2 separate regions of the Homo sapiens genome follow, and region 1 is linked to region 2. A link is an interaction called in ENCODE POLR2A ChIA-PET data of the cell type or tissue named here. Cell type or tissue: MCF 10A. All regions are shown on one strand.

What was found. ChIA-PET counts read pairs that join two places held together with the same protein. Peaks named below come from ENCODE experiments on the same cell type or tissue, not always from the same donor. Only the 100,000 strongest peaks of a DNase experiment are listed, where the experiment ranks them.
Region 1: POLR2A ChIA-PET joins it to region 2 with 5 read pairs; 4 of 35 experiments call an interaction of 5 or more read pairs at or near these places.

Annotation. Positions count from the first base shown.
Region 1 is chr4:82,742,444-82,747,443 of GRCh38, reverse strand. The region is part of intron 1 of SCD5 (stearoyl-CoA desaturase 5); the gene reads left to right. Among named protein-coding and RNA genes, the nearest start is that of MIR575, 8.5 kb to the left of the region's middle. In MCF 10A, no CTCF peak of the experiment used is centred here; DNase peaks (open chromatin) are centred at 2,063, 2,633 and 2,953.
Region 2 is chr4:82,812,060-82,817,059 of GRCh38, reverse strand. No RefSeq gene overlaps it. Among named protein-coding and RNA genes, the nearest start is that of SCD5, 16 kb to the right of the region's middle. In MCF 10A, no CTCF peak of the experiment used is centred here; no DNase peak of the experiment used is centred here.

The DNA of each region.
Region 1 (5,000 bases), 70 kb after region 2:
TTCTAAAACCTTTGTAGCAGTGGGTAAGAGAAAGGGATGAGCTTTGGAGCCAGGGAGTCTGTGTGAGCTCTGGCTCTAACATTTATTAACTGTGAGACTCAGGCAGGCTTTAACCTTCCCAAGTGCCAGTTTCCTCATTTGCATTTCTAATGAATATCATCTATCCCTCAGAGTGATTGTAATAAGCATGGTTATAAAGTGCTTAGCACAGTGCCTGGTACATAGTAGGTGCTCAATATACATATTTATAGTAATATTGAAATGGGGGAGTTCCCTTTCCCCCTCGCCAGGAGTGTGACAGGAGTGATGGACAGCAAGATGGATGGGGAGCCAGAAGCAGGGGATGGAGTGGGAAGGTCGTCTTTCTTGGGGGGCAGGTTGCCCAGACTTTTCTCTAACTGCCCCCCAACCGAACTCCCCTTGGTGCCTGTGTCATTCCACTGTTGCTGGTCTGTGGGTGTGTTCCCCGTTCCTCCTCTCCCCCTGACGCCCTTGTGTCTGCGTCCACTTAAGGTCTCGGGTTTATATGGCAACAGGATTGGGGGTGTGGTAGGCCAGAGGGGTCTTGGAAAATGCAACCCTTGAGTGTAAAAGTGGGAGTGCCTATTCTCGCTTGGGTCCATGGGCGCAGGACCAAGGGTGGAGCCCTTGCCAGGGACCCCGCTCTTCTCTACTCAGCACCTCCCTTGCTCTTTCCCGTATCAATGTTAGTTCTGCTTGGATATTGACTCTTTCCATTTACTCTATCATGTCTTCTTCAAATGTCTTCAAAACTTTTGGTCTCTTGCCTTTACCTTGTCAGTCACCTTTTGTTTGTCCAGACTTCTGTGGAATAGAGAAAAATATATGAAGGAAGGGCTTGTGGTATGGAATGCAATAATCAATTGGTACAGCTGATATGCTTCAAGAAATTAAGACAAGAACCTGATTGATCTGAAGAGAGAAAATTCAGGTTTAACTAGAGCATAAAAATATGTCATCGTGGTCTCAGATGAAAGCCAAAGAGAGAAAAAAGGGCAAAGTGTACATCAGACAATGAGAATTCTCTCCAGGAAAGACACATTTATGGAGTCTCATCTCATCAAAAACACTTTTCCTCTTAATTGGCTGAAAGCCACTCCTCAGCCTAAGAGAGCTCTAGCCTGGTCATCTGGGATGTCCTTTTGAGTATTTTCCTCTGGTTCCCATTTTCCTGCAATCTGGTATTGCTTCCATAGTTTTCTAATTCAGTGATAATGGAAACGATTCAGTCCCCCACTTTCTCTCCGGTACTGCTCAGCATGTGTGACTCCAGTTGCCATAGGATCTCAGTTCTGGTATTTTGGACTGTGGGTAACAGTTTCATAAAGCAATTTTTAAGAAAAATGAAAACTCATATAGCACTTATTGTGAGCCAGGCACTGCTCTATGCCCTTTATAGATATTAAGTCATTTAATTTTTAGAACAACCTAGTAGACAGGTACTATACTTTTTGCCATTTTGCAAACAAAGAAACTGAAGCATAGAGAGATTCAATAACTTGCCCAAGGTGATATGGCCAGTATTTGGCAAAGTGAGAATTTGACTCTACTTAGCCCGCATTTAGTGTCTAGCCTCTTAACCACCACTCTGTACTGCCTCTTACCTACCTCAGTGATATGCAGTATTATCTGATACTTTCCATTTGAGTCCATACTCCATACTTTTAATTTTAAAAATGGTATCTGGGTGTGATTCATGAAATGATCTCACCACTTTATAATGGGTACCAACACAAAGTTTAAAAATCATTGGGCAGGGGTGGGAGGAGAGAGGATTGGGAAGAATAGCTAATGGGTGCTGGTCTTAATACTTAGGTGATGATCTGTGCAGCAAACCACCATGGCACACATTTTAACTATGTAACAAACCTGCACATCCTGCACATGTACCCCTGAACTTAAAGTCGGGAAAAAACAAACAAACATTGGGTTAGACCCTCTCTGTTGTGAGATGGACACATCAGCCTGCCTTTGCCTGGTGCCTGAAACATTCCATTCATGTCTCTCCTTGTTCTGAGCCGTGCTCACCCAGCAAGTCACTGCTTAGGATTTGGCCTCCCGCTGAGGTCTGCCTGCAGGGAAATAATGTATTGGTTACGTGGACTTTTGAGTCTCCCCATGAATTAGAAAACCATCTCTCTGGTTTAGGCTGTGAGGCTAGATAATGTGAATCTGTCCCCAAGAAATGGGTTCTTGAGAAATGTAGTCACCGGATCAGACATCAGTGCCAGCGAGGCTGAGGACTGTGAGGACCTTGAAGATTTTTGTCAAGGTCCACCCTGTGACATCTTTTGTTGGATAGCTTGCAAGATTTCTTCCTGGGGTGGTGAATCCTAGCCCTGAGGACTGACTGTGGGAACATGATTTAAATGACTACAGCACTTAGCACTTTTTCCATAGCCAGAAATAGGGCTCAATACCCCTGTTTTTTCTCCCTGTCCTCATTTACTCACGTATCTTTCTACAGAAAAGAAAATGATGTTACTTTCCCACCTCAGCTTTATTATACTGCATGAATAAATGCAACACATCACCTCCAAATAATTGATTGAAATGCAATCCCTTTCCCTCTCGCTCCACCCAGTCTCTCTCCTAAGATGGTATCTAGTGGGGCCATGTCTTCATGCATTATGCATCTCTATGATTATGCAATAACTTCTCGAAGACTAGCAAGTGATACCTAAATTCTTCAAGCATGTTATTGATGCTAAATAATTAATTACATCTTTTATTTATAAAAATTTACTTGCTGGAAGTTCAGACATAAGTTCTGCCAACCCATCTTCTCTATTAGATTTCAACTTCCCGGCATGAAGTCTGAAAACTCACCTACAGATTTCAGTCTTTGAAAGCCCTTAGGCAGGCAGCCAGCATGAAGTTGGGCATTCCAGACAAGTGAGACTGGCTTTAAGCCAACAGATACCTGTACTGACCTCTTCCCACGGTCGTGGGGATACAGCTTGCCAAGGCCTTAAGTGCCTGGGGAAACCTATTTCCAACTTTAATGCATTAGTAACTGCTGTGTCCTAAATGATGAGCAGTTAGGGACTTTTTGTACCTGAGTAAATGTAATCAGGTGATTGGAGAAGTTGTTAAACCCTCCTAGTTTGTATGAGTGGGAGGATAATATAAGTAAAAAGAAATATGGGTAACCGTCTGGGGAACAGACTGCATGATCAAAACATTTTGTTTTGTCTTTTAAAACATATTTGGGAGAAATTGTAAACAGACAAAATAAATGTAACTATCATGGTCAACAAATACAATTATTGATGTAATCAAGAGATAACTTTTTTCAGCCAGGCGCCATGGCTCACACCTGTAATCCCAGCAATTTGGGAGGCTGAGGCAGGCGGATCTGTTGAGCTTAGAACTTTGAGACCAGCCTGGGCAACATGGAGAGACCCCATCTTTACTAAAAATAGAAAAATTATCCAGGTGTGGTGGTGCGTGCCTGTAGTCCCAGCTACTCAGGAGGCTGAAGTGGAAAGATGGCTTGAACCTGGGAGGGTTGCAGTGAGCCGAGATTGTGCCACTGCAACCCAGCGTGGGTCATAGAGCCAGACCTTGTCTCAACAGTGACAACAACAACAAAGAAGTTAGTGGCCGGGTGTGGTCATGCCTGTAATCTCAGCACTTTGGGAGACCAAGGCGGGGGGGATTGCTTGAGGCTAGGAGTTCAAGACTAGCCTGGGCAACATAGTGAGACCCTGTCTCTACATAAAAATTAAAAATTAGCCAGGCATGGTGGCACGTGCCTGTAGTCCCAGCTACTTGGGAGGCTGAGGTGGGAGGGTCGCTCAAGCCTGGGAGGTAGAAGTTGCGGTGAGCCCGTGATTGCACGACTGCACTCCAGCCTGGGTGGCATATCTAAAAAAAATTAAAAAATATATATATATAACTTTTTTCCTGTTGCCCTTTTATACTTTAATAGGCTGAAGTGCAGTGGCATAATCACAGTTCACTGCAGCCTTGACCTCCTGGGCTCAAGAGATCCTCCTGCCTCACCCTCCTGAGTAGCTGGGACTACAGGTATGAGCCACTATACCCCACTAATTTTTGTTTTTTATTTTTTGTAGATACGGGCATCTCACTGTGTTGCCCAGGCTGGTCTTGAATTCCTGACTTCAAGCAGTCCTCCCACCTCGGCCTCCCAAAGTGCTGGGATTGCAGGTGTGAGCCACTGAGCCTGGCTCAACTAATTTTTAGGAAATAGACTATCCTCCTGTCACTCTAAGTTACAAGCTCTGTCTCAATTCAGAAATTAGAATGACCAGCCCAAGCTGATAATCGAACCTTTGAACTTGATTTAATGTTTATCATCCCCTTTCTCATCTCAGGCCTGGATCCAACTGGGAGTCTCAGTGGAAAGGGCTGGGGGCTAGGTGGGAGCCTCTCTGTAGCTTCTCTCTGTCTACGCGTCTTTCTCTCCTTACACATTCTCAGTGTGCTAGCTAGTTTCTGAATCCCCAGGACTGGGTGGGTAATTGGGGAGTTAGGGATAAGGGAATTGGAAAGGTTGCTTTCCACTCCCTGAGCCTGGCCAGTGTTTGACATGTTGGACATTGTGGTGGGCTCTTCAGAGACCCGCATCATTGGTGAGCTCTCTCCTGTAATTGTCTGGACATATAAAGATGCATTGTTTTTTTGGAGACAGAATCTCACTGGAGTGCAGTGGCACAATCTCAGCTCACGGCAACCTCCACCTCTCAGGTTCAAGCGATTCTCATGCCTCAGCCACCTGAGTAGCTGGGATTACAGGCATGAGCCACCATGCCCAGCTAATTTTTGTATTTTTAGTAGAAACGGAGTTTTGCCATGTTGGCCAGGCTGGTCTTGAACTCCTGGCCTCAAGTGATCCACCCACCTCGGCCTCCCAAAGTGCTGGGATTACAGGTGTGAGGCACCATGCCCGGCCAGAAAGGTGCATCTTTATTTCAGGTGTTATCTGGGGATTTATTTATTCTAAGACCCCAGCA
Region 2 (5,000 bases):
TTGGAGTCTCAGGAATGGACTATCTAGACTTATAAATGGATATATTGTCACCTAGCTCATTGGTTTCCTATGCACTTGATAGTGTGAGTCACACGCCTGTAATCCCAGCACTTTGGGAGGCCAAGGCAGGTGGATCTCGAGGTCAGGAGTTCAAGACCAGCCTGGCCAAGATGGTGAAACCGCGTCTCTACTAAAAATACAAAAACATTAGCCGGAGTGGTGGCAGGCGCTTGTAATCCCAGCTACTCGGGAGGCTGAGGCAGAGAATTGCTTGAACCCAGGAGGCGGAGATTGCAGTGAGCCAAGATCGTGCCACTGCACTCCAGCCTGGGCAACAGAGCGAGACTCCGTCTCAAAAATAAATAAATAAATAAAAATAAAAAGATAGTGTGAGTCAGTTCCACTACTCGTTGAAGTGACAAAGTGACCCTCTGGATTTGACCCTGAACAGTAGTATCAGCCCAAGACCATCTGCAGAGTGGACTGGCTTCAAGTTTTTTTTTTTAATTAATCACCCTTATAGTTAGAATTTGTTTTGCAGTTGCATGTTTATCTTGACATGACAATGGCATATTTGGTGTCATTCTACCAAAAAAAAACTATTTTCCAAAAGATGAGAAACGAGTAGGTGGCAGTGGAGCCCTGGCCAACCCAAAGATTTATTTAAGAATATGAGTGTATAGGCCGGGCGCGGTGGCTCACGCCTGTAATCCCAGCACTTTGGGAAGCTGAGGCGGGCAGATCACGAGGTCAGGAGATCGAGACCATCTGACTAACATGGTGAAACCCCGCCTCTACTAAAAATACAAAAAATTAGCCGGGCGTGGTGGCAGGTGTCTGTAGTCCCAGCTACTCTGGAGGCTGAGGCAGGAGAATGGCGTGAACCTAGGAGGCGGAGCTTGCAGTGAGCAGAGATCGCGCCTCTGCACTGCAGTCTGGGCGACAGTGCAAGACTCCATCTCAAAGAAAAAAAAATGAGTATGAGTGTATAAAACTACCTGCCACTGGTAGCAGGGCACCTGCTCTCTCCTTTTTCATTACATTGTGATTTTTTTTTCCACTTGCAGCCATTTCTCTATGTGGCTTATAATCTTGGAAGAGTTTCATATAAATGAATGGAGGTGAGATGAGCCAAACTCAAATTGTTTTTGTCTCTGAAATATGAAGATAATAGGCAATTAGAGAAAGTTTTTCTTCAGAAAAGACAACTTTTAAGAAGTTTTCTTTTTTAAAAAATGGAAAAAAAAGTCAACTTGATTTTGTAAATAATTCTATTTTTAATGTTTTCAACGTGGATGGCATTAGAGTATATGCCTGCACAATTCAGGAACCTCTGTTTAAGGCTGTTCTTATATAAAGATTTCACGGATCATACAAGTCTTTGTTGTGACATTTTGGAAAGTTAGAGCTGTATTTTCTACCCTTGTCATTACTTCATATATAGTGGCCAGTAATGCTTTCTGAATGCCAGGTCTGTTCAATTTACTTTTTATGATGTGTGCTTTTTTTTTAAAACCTACTTAATTTTAAAACAAGGGAAGGAATGTGAGGAAAGCTGGTGGGTGAGGCCGGGTGTTGGCCAGGAACTGTATCAGAGTCTCTGGAGGTGGTGCTTTTTATATTACTTCTGGTCCTCTTCTCCCTTCTTTATACCACCCTTTGGGTTTGATGGGATGGATGTACCCTTAGGCTGCACTTGAGAATCATTATGTGTAATCAGAGATAGAGTCAGTGGAGGTAGTTGTTCATTGGAGCAGTGTGGGGCAGGAAAAAGTTGGGAACAGAACTGCTCTATACCCAACTGTTGAGAGTCCAGTGAACCTATATATTCTTTGGATTCAGAAAATTGTCATGTATCCTGGAGGACAGGAAGATGCCATAGGATCCCTGGCGACCAGATGTACTTTGATGGCTCATGCCTGTAATTGCAACATTTTGTGAGGCTGAGGCAGGAGGATTGCTTGAGCCCAGGAGTTCAAGACCAGCTTGTGCAACATAATGAGACCCCATCGCTACAAAATAAATTTTTTTAAATTAGCCAGTCATGGTGGCACATGCCTATAGTTCCAGCTACTCAAGAGGCTGAGGTGGGAGGATCACTTGAGCTCAGGAGGTTGAGGCTGCAATGAGCTGTGATCATGCCACTGCACTCCAGCCTGGATGACAGAGAGAAATCCTCTCTCAAAAGAAGTGGGGGAGGGAGGGATGACACGTTTTTGATAACCACTTAACACCTGACCATATTTGGATTCACCTAAGAGTGAATGTGAAGCCATTTGTTGACTCTTCTGCCACAGTGGAGACTTCATTTGGAATTGTCATGAAGTTTCAGCCAATAGTGTATGCATATGTATATATATACACACACACAAACATACAGATTCCCCCCCACCCCTTTGTTTTGTTCCACTGCTATGGTAGCAGCATCCTCAAGTATAACCTCTGATTAATCTGCAGGGGTGTTTATCACATGCTGAAGATGTCAGCATCTTCAAATTATTCTGTAAATAAGCATAAGAGGGACTGTGCACAGACACTTTTAACCATTTGATCTTATGGATAAATGTCCCAAATCTTTAAATAAATGTCCCAAATCTTTAAATAAATGTAGATTACAGAGAAAAAGCAAATTAGCTTTCACTTTTTCTGGTACATTGTTTAATCAGTTTTAACAGGCCTTTCCTGGTAGGTACTGCTGCTGATTGAAAGGATCTGCCATTTACTTGAGCTGGGCACTCAATTATGTATTTAAATCTCTCTCAATCTTCACATCAGCCCAGGGCACTACGTAATTCCAGTTGCTAAGCACAGCTGGAATCTGGATTCCAACCCAGGTCTCAGCCTAGTAAGCCTGTCTTTTTCCCACAAAAAGAGATTTTTTTTCCCCCCAAGGTAAAGATAACTGCTACTGTATAACAAAAACCTGAGTTTTGGTTTTGATTTTGCTCCCTTGCCCCACTTACCCATTAGTCTGCAGAGACCTGGCTTCTTCCACAAAAGAGGAATATACACATTATAGTGGGTAACATTTATTGAGCATGGTGTGTTGGCATCTTTTCAGGCAGGTGCTCTTCACATGGTGGGTAAGGTAACTCTTGTCAGCACAGAGCCTACATCTCCACTACTTGTGATATACAAAGGAAAGAGAGACCCTCTCACAATATCTATATATTGTTAGTAAAGACAACTCTGGCTTCATTTGGGTCTCATGCCCACTACCTGATCAAGGTCTGTGCCAGGGAGGTGGAGTACCAGAACTGGCTGGTCCGGATAGTATGCCCACCCTAGTGTGAGCCCAGTTAATTTTTTTTTTTTTTTTTTTTTTTTGTAGAGATGGAGTCTCGCTCTGTCACCCAGGCTGGAGTGCAGTGGCATGATCTTGGCTCACTGCAACCTCCACTTTCCGGGTTCAAGCAATTCTTCTGCCTCAGCCTCCCGAGTAGCTGGGACTACAGGCCCACACCGCCATGCCCGGCTAGTTTCTTTTCTATTTTAGTAGAGATGGGGTTTCACCCTGTTGCCCAGACTGGTCTCAAACTCCTGAGCTCAGGCAATCCACCCGCCTCGGCCTCCCAAAGTGCTAGGATTACAGGCATGAGCCACCACACTCAGCCGAGCCCAGTGATTTCAAACCCTACCAAGACCACATAGAGTGATTCCCCAAAGCAAAGGGTGCAGTGTAGAGAAAAAGAGGGAGAAAATGGCCAGAACAACGGCATACTTCTTGTAGATCACACCAGGGAAGAGTTACAGAACCAGCGTTCTAGACTGGAGGGAAGCCTTGGGTGGTAGTAGTAAAAAGCTATTAGGGAGCTCACTTTATCCCGACTGCTGGAAGTAGTGTCTTCATGACACCTGGGAGTCAAGGAACTGGGTTCTAGTGCCTTCTCTGCCACATACTGTTAGCCAAATCATGTCACCACCTTCTGCCTCTGTTTCCCCAACTGTAAAATGAGGGAATAGGACTAGATTTCTAACTTCACTTGCAGCTCTGAAAGTCTGTGATACATCCGCCTTTTCCACAATGTCTTTGTCTGTTACCTACAAGTCTTCAGGAGGGATAAAAATTTTGGTAAGTACCAAAGCTTTTAAGAAAGAGGACAGAAACAAGGCCGGGCGGGGTGGCTCACGCCTGTAATCCCAGTACTTTGGGAGGCCGAGGTGGGCGGATCACAAGGCCAGGAGTTCAAGACCAGCCTGGCCAATATGGTGAAACCCCATCTCTACTAAAAATATAAAAAGTTAGCTGCGTGTCGTGACACAGACCTGTAGTCCCAGCCACTTGGGAGGCTTAGGCAGGAGAATTACTTAAACCTGGGAGGCAGAGGTTGCAGTGAGCTGAGATCACACTACTGTATTCCAGCCTGGGCAACAGAGTGAGACTCCGTCTCAAAAAAAAAAAAAAAAAAAAAAAAAGGCAGAAACAACTGAGGCCTGTTTCTATTTCGATAACGTTTTTCCCCTTGTAGAGTTAATTTGATTTCCATTCTGGAGCAAAATCAATTCTGCACTTCCCCTGGTTGGAAATTAATGGGCAAGCATTAAAGAGAGAGTTTGTAATTTGAGGACTTGGGATAAACATTTGCTTGGCCTTGAAGTCCTCAAGTAGTGAGTCCTCCTCATTAAGGATATATATTTTCATGAAATTAACCTTTCTGCAAACCTGTTTCCCACATCAAGCTTAGGCTACATTTGAGTGATGGCTTAGGATACTCAAAATGAACCAGTTTTTCTTCTGGTGCTACAAATCTGGGTCACCCTTTTGACATTCCTGAACTCTATTTACAAATTCCCCCTCCCTGCTAGAGAACAGCAGGGGCCTTTGCCTTTTTAGAGCAGGCTGTGGTAATTGACACAGCAGGAAGAGAAAGAGGTCGTTGAAACGGAAACAATAACAGCAGCTAATGCTGAGAAATAAATAAGAACGTCTCTGCATTTATCTGCCCTTGGAAACCAAAATAACTATCCTAAAAGAAAACGGGTGGGTGTTGTGGAGGGAG